Linked DNA regions of Homo sapiens: region 2 is linked to region 1. A link is a contact called in ENCODE Hi-C or POLR2A ChIA-PET data. All regions are on one chromosome and are shown on one strand. Each heading gives the region's core, a stretch centred on a gene start or an enhancer-like site at or near the end of the contact. The rest is flanking DNA. Distances are from core to core; before and after follow the strand shown. Region 1 overlaps FNIP2 (folliculin interacting protein 2). Region 2 has its middle 260 kb from the start of MIR3688-1.

Region 1 (3,270 bases), core at 339-2,838:
TTAAATCCAAAGTTGAAATAATACACCTAAAATAAGTATCTTACATTCAGAAAGGTTGTGAATATGGTCAAGGCTGGCTACCTAGTTTATGGGCCAGTGCAAAATAAAAATGTGGTCCTCTTACCCAAAAAACAAGAAAAGAGTTATTAAAGGGACTAAAAAGAAAAAAAGTTTTTCTTTAAGAATACTTTATATGTAAGATATAATAGAGATGATAGTGATAGATGAATAATAATATAAACTAATAAATTCCAAACATAATATTTTTGATGTCATAATTTTATATTATAATATCATTATGTGATATCTTGTGTTGTAAGCCTTTTCTGCAAATACATTTGTTTAGTCATCAAAGTTTATAGTTTTAGCAACTTGGCTTTCAGTGGATATAATTGAAAGTGATAGTCACTCCTGGCAAATGCAAGGTGGCAAATAATTTTTGATAATTTTTTACTTGGAGAAGGATCTTTCTGCTGATGCAGTCTTACATAGCTTTATGGACTATGACAACATCTGGATAAATTTTTTTTATTATTATTATACTTTAAGTTCTAAGGTACATGTGCACAACGTGCAGGTTTGTTACATATGTATACATGTGCCATGTTGGTGTGCTGCACCCATTAACTTGTCATTTACATTAGGTATATCTCCTAATGCTATCCCTCCCCCATCCCCCTACCCCACGACAGGCGCCGGTGTGTGATGTTCCCCACCCTGTGTCCAAGTGGGGACATTGTTCAGTGCCCACCTATGAGTGAGAACATGCGGTGTTTGGTTTTCTGTCCTTGCGATAGTTTGCTCAGAATGATGGTTATGGATAAATTTTTGATAAACTTTCAAGATGTAAATTTTAGTACATCTGGATCAGATGATTCTTGTTAAACAGTTTTTTAAAAGATTTAATTCTTCACACAAATCCATTTTGAGTAAGTCTGAATTTAATTTTAGATGTAAATTTATACAAGCTTATTTTAATATTTCTTCTGACATTTCCTGTAACTTGTGGAGATCTTACAAGAAACTAAAAATGTTCTCATGAGTTATATATAATTCAAAAAGCCTGTTTATGCATTCTATCACTGTGTCCTCAATTACAAGGAAAAATTAATTTTAAAATGGCCTTCCTCTTTAATAATTTGTTCATCTGAAGCTTCATATGAAAACAGTGTATTTTTTTGTCCAGTATAACAATCTTTACATTCAATTTCTATTTCTATGCCTATGAATATTTACTTTGCAGTGTTGCAGCAGTTTTCAAAAACAGAGACTAAACTCTCTGCAGAATTATAATAACTCCCTGATATTCTTTATTGCAATGTCCCCATGTAGGCTTTTACTTTGTGATAATTTACTGTCCTGGTGCTCAGGTCATAGAGTTAAATATCTGTGCAGACTCTATAGGGACAGGCTCCGGTGACTGATGGGCAAACTGGCCTCCCACCCTGGTTCCTGGAGCTACCAGAGTCCCTCCTCTCTCCTCTCCCCTATCACCCACAACCATGGCTACTGCAGCTTCTGTTGTCACCACAGTCACAGCCATTAGTGTGGGTCCAAGACCTGGCAGTGCCGCTTTAGAGTCTTCTAACACCGTGTCCTGCCCCAGGCTTATGGGTATGTGCCTGACTGCCGGGCCAGTTGCTCGGTGTCTGGGCTGCAAGCCCTGGGTTCTGAGTTCATCCGTGCCCTCCCCATCATAAGGGTCATGGCTCCTGTAACAAATACAGGTTAACAAGAGAGAAACATAACAATTTTATTTAGTCAAAGTTTCACATGACATGGAGCCTTCAGACATGAAGATTGAGGGACCCAAGGAAAACTGTATTTTTATGCTTAAGTTCAACACAGAATGGACTGCCATGTAGAAATGTGATTGGACAAAGAAATATGATCTAATGGTAATAGACTTAAGCAGGAAAACCCAGCAGGACCTGTCTTGTCGGAATTCTTTTTGACCTCTCTGTATGGCATTCCTTCCTCCCAGGTAGAGGGTAAGACCCCTCCGAAATGGGAGGGTCTTATGATCTATTTTCAGGCAAGGTAGGTCAGAGAAATTATTTGTGACCAGCACTTACAAAGGTGGGAGAAAGTTAGAATAGTATTTCTATAATAGGTTTTACAGTTAGCTTTGGGGAAAAAAGAGGCTCATGTTTTTTTGATTTACCTTGGGGAACAGGAATCTTAGTTTCTATGCCTTTGGGGAGAAAGAGGAGTAGGAGAAGGAAGGGCAGAATAAGGTCAGAAAAGCAAGGTCTTGCTTTTGAGCCCCTGTCCTTCAGTTCAAAGTACTCAGCATACCAAAGTGTCATACTTTGGGGTATCCTTTTCTGAGCTTCATTGTCTCATTAGACTTCATCCGAACACATGCTTCATTGTCCCATTAAACTTCACTTACAGCACAAAAGTCCAAAGATAAAATTATTTAAAATTCAAAATGGTAATCACAGAACATTAAATGAAGCCTGGGGCCCTTGTGAGAGGGGGGACGCTGTGCGTGTGGGGTCGCATGCCCATGCAGCCAGCCCTTAATAGAGTACTGCTGAACACCGAGAACATGAGTGTGGCAGACGTTTTGAATTGATTACTGTGCCCGTGAAGATCCCTTTTTTTTTGAGACGGGAATCTCACTCTGTCACCAGGCTGGAGTGCAATGGTGCAATCTCAGCTCACTGCAACCTCTGCTTCCCGGGTTCAAGCGGTTCCCCTGCCTCAGCCTCCTGAGTACCTGGGATTACAGGCGTGTGCCACCATGCCCAGCTAATTTTTGTATTTTTAGTAGAGACGGAGTTTCACCATGTTGGCCAGGATGGTCTCGATCTCTTGACCTCGTGATCCTCCCACCTCGGCCTCCCAAAGTGCTGGGATTACAGGCGTGAGCCACTGCACCCGGCCTAAGATCCCTTCATTTAAAGGATTTGTAGTTGATCTCTCCCTTTTGGCAGATATGTGGTTGGGAAAATTAGTTTTTTATGCTAGAGACAGGAGAATAGTGGGTACCAAACACTATGATTGCTTCTGGCTTTGACAGAAAATTCATGGTAATTAAAAATGTCCTTCCTAAGAGAGTTAAAGGTAGCAGGGATGATAGTCACAGTTTCTGTTTTTTGTTAGAATCGGGCAACACTTTATTCTATAAAATAGAATGAATGTTTTCAGTATTCACAATTCTTAACAGTTGGCTCCACGCTGACCTCAGAGCCCCCTGCTGTGCCAAGTGGTAGGCTTTGATTACTGGATGGGGAATGGGGCTTGGGCATCTAACAGCTAACC
Region 2 (3,270 bases), core at 286-2,785, 540 kb after region 1:
TTTGTGATTCATTATCTCTGCAGTGATCCAGGGCAGGCTGGAATGTAAGGACAAAATCCCATTTGCCCAGAACCCAGAACGATAACAGCTTTGGGTTTGGGAATAGAAGATCACTGGCCAAGTATGTCTGTCAAATGGTAAATTCAATCAAAACATTCACACTGAGATATATGTGTGATGTATCACATACAACATCTAGGGACATCGGCCTTTCTCTGCTGAGAGGTGTGTTTTTTTGTTTTGTTTTGTTTCTTTGCTTGTGAGAGACTTTGAGAGTTACTATGGTTTTCTAGTTTAACTAAATAACAGTTTTTGTGAGCCCAGAATTGCACAGAACTATGGGTATCTCAGACTATAGAAATACAACCTATTTCCGCCGGGCGCGGTGGCTCACGCCTGTAATCCCAGCACTTTTGGAGGCCGAGGTGGGCGGATCAGAAGGTCAGGAGATCAAGACCATCCTGATGAGAGGTGACAGCGTGCTGGCGGCCCTCGCTTGCTCTCAGCGCCTCCTCGGCCTCAGTGCCCACTGTGGCTGCACTTGAGGAGCCCTTCAGCCTGCCACTGCCCTGTGGGAGCCCGTCTCTGTGCTGGCGGAGGCCGGAGCCAGCTCCCTCTGCTTGCGGGAAGGTGTGGAGAGAGAAGTGTGGGCGGGAACCGGGGCTGCGTGTGGTGCTTGCAGGCCAGTGCGAGTTCCAGGTGGGCACGGGCTCAGCGGGCCCCACACTCGGAGCAGCCGGCTGGTGCCACCCGGCCCTGGGCAGTGAGGGGCTTAGCACCCGGGCCAGCAGCTGCGGAGGGTGGGCCGGGTCCCCCAGCACTGCCGGCCCACCCGTGCTGCACTTGAATTTTCACCAGGCCTCAGCCACCTCCCCACGGGGCAGAGCTCGTGACCTGCAGCCTGCCATGCCCGAGCCATACCCGAGCCCTGCCCCCCCGCCCCCCCACCCCCCACCCCGTGGCCACCCCCTGCTCCAATGGCGCCTGGTCCCGTCGACCACCCAAGGGCTGAGGAGTGCGGGCACACGGCACAGGACTGGCGGGCAGCTCCGCCCATGGCCCAGGCACGGGATCCACTAGGCAAAGCCAGCTGGGCTCCTGAGTCCAGTGGGGACTTGGAGAACTTTTATGTCTAGCTGGAGGATTGTAAATGCACCAATCAGCACTCTGTGTCTAGCTAAAGGTTTGTAAACGCACCAATCAGTGCTCTGTGTCTAGCTAATCTAGTGGGGACTTGGAGAACTTTTGTGTCTAGCTAAAGGATTGTAAATGCACCAATCAGCACTCTGTGTCTAGCTCAAGGTTTGTAAACACACCAATCAGCACCCTGTCAAAACGGACCAATCAGCTCTCTGTAAAATGGGCCAATCAGCAAGATATAGGTAGGGTCAGATAAGGGAATAAAATAAGGCTGCCTGAGCCAGCAGGACAACCCGGGTCCTCTTCCACAATGTGGAAGTTTTGTTCTTTCTCTCTTAGCAATAAATCTTGCTGCTACTCACTCTTTGGGTTGGTGCCAGCTTTTATGAGTTGTAACACTCACTGCGAAGGTATGCAGCTTCCTTCCTGAGGCCAGCCAGACCACGAACCCACCGGGAGGAATGAACAATTCTGGACGGGAGGAACGAACAACTCCAGACACGTCGCCTTAAGAGCTGTAGCACTCACCGCAAAGGTCTGCAGCTTCACTCCTGAAGCCAGCGAGACCACGAACCCTCCAGAAGGAAGAAACTCCGAACACGTCCGAACATCAGAGGAACAAACTCCGGACACACCACCTTTAAGAACTGTAACACTCACTGCAAGGGTCCGCAGCTTCATTCTTGAAGTCATTGAGACCAAGAACCCACCAATTCCACACACACTGGTTAACATGGTGAAACCCAGTCTCTACTAAAAAATACAAAAACTTCGCCGGGCATGGTGACGGGCGCCTGTAGTCCCAGCTACTCAGGAGGCTGAGGCAGGAAAATGGCGTGAACCCGGGAGGCGGAGCTTGCAGTGAGCCCAGATCGCGCCGCTGCACTCCAGCCTGGGCAACAGAGTGAGACTCCATCTCAAAAAAAAAAAAAAAATACAGCCTATTTCTACACCATGAATATTCTGAGTACTTTAGTAGGTGATATGCTGACATCCCAAATCAATGTAAAATCGCAAGTCTATGTAAAATATCCCAAATCTATGTAAAATCCCAACTCTATGTAGCCTCCATAAATATGGACATGAACAGTAACAACTCATATATGTTGAGGCTTTTCTCAAGTGTGTCAGGCACCGTTCTAAGCATGTTACATGTGGCAACAGGCTGATTTCTCACAGCCTGTAAGGTAGATATTTTTCTCTCCATTTTTCACGAGAAAACGGAGGCACCAGGTGGGGTAAGCAATTTGCCAAGGGTGCAGTTAGAAAGTGGTGGAGGCAGAATGAGAACCCAGCCCGGCTAGCTTCAGAGCCTGTACTCCTAATGACTGTTTTGTGAATGATTTAAGTTTGAACTACTAGGCCCAGAAAGGTTGCATAGTTTTCCTTGAAGTTGCTCTGGCACCCATGATTTCTGGGCAATAGGGGAAACTCTCTAATTCAGATTCAGTTTGGAGGCTTGCTTGCTTGCTTTCTTCCTTTCCTCCTTTCTTTCTTTTTCTTTTCTTTCTCTTTCTTTCCCTCTTTTCTTTTCTTTCTTTTCTGTCTCTTGCTTTCTTTCTCTTTCTTTCTGTCTGTCTGTCTTTCTGTTTTGCTCTTGTTGCCCAGGCTGGAGTGCAAGGGTGCTATTTCGGCTCACTGCAACCTTTGCCTCCTGGGTTCAAGCGATTCTCCTGCCTCAGCCTCCTGAGTAGCTGGGATTACAGGCACGCATCACCATGCCCGGCTAATTTTGTACTTTTAGTAGAGACGGGGTTTCTCCATGTTGGTCAGGCTGGTCTCAAACTTCTGACCTCAGGTGATCTGCCCGCCTTGGCCTCCTAAAATGCTGGGATCACAGGTGTGAGCCACTGCGCCTGGCCTGGAAGTTATTTTTCTTTATAAAGCAGATGACTTGTGGTCCTAGAACTTTGGGAGGCCGAGGCAGGCGGATCACAAGGTCAGCAGATCGAGACCATCCTGACTAACACGGTGAAACCCCGTCTCTACTAAAGATACAAAAAATTAGCCGGGCATGGTGGTGGGCGCCTGTGGTCCAGGCTACTCGGGAGGCTGAGGCAGGAGAATGGCGTGAACCCGGGAGGCGGAGCTTGCAGTGAGCGGAGATCGCGCCACTACACAACAGCCTGG

Evidence for each region. Hi-C counts contacts between places; a loop is a spot of excess contacts on that map. ChIA-PET counts read pairs that join two places held with the same protein, here RNA polymerase II (POLR2A). Pooled maps may share reads with other maps.
Region 2: a map of PC-3 shows a loop between it and region 1 (4-fold over the local background). The contact joins two enhancer-like sites. A Hi-C loop is called at or near these places in 2 of 168 maps with a recorded cell type or tissue (PC-3 and chondrocyte), 7 of 37 single-sample maps with no recorded cell type and 10 of 50 pooled maps. POLR2A ChIA-PET finds 5 or more read pairs at or near these places in 1 of 52 experiments (H1).

The regions. Positions count from the first base shown.
Region 1 is chr4:158,852,854-158,856,123 of GRCh38, forward strand. All of the region lies in intron 8 of FNIP2 (folliculin interacting protein 2), which reads left to right. Among named protein-coding and RNA genes, the nearest start is that of FNIP2, 85 kb to the left of the region's middle. Within about 2 kb of position 1,589, at least 2 of the 41 ENCODE cell types and tissues checked have a DNase peak (open chromatin) inside an H3K27ac peak, as active enhancers do.
Region 2 is chr4:159,389,321-159,392,590 of GRCh38, forward strand. No RefSeq gene overlaps it. Among named protein-coding and RNA genes, the nearest start is that of MIR3688-1, 260 kb to the left of the region's middle. RefSeq lists a silencer at 1,403-1,603. Within about 2 kb of position 1,536, at least 3 of the 41 ENCODE cell types and tissues checked have a DNase peak (open chromatin) inside an H3K27ac peak, as active enhancers do.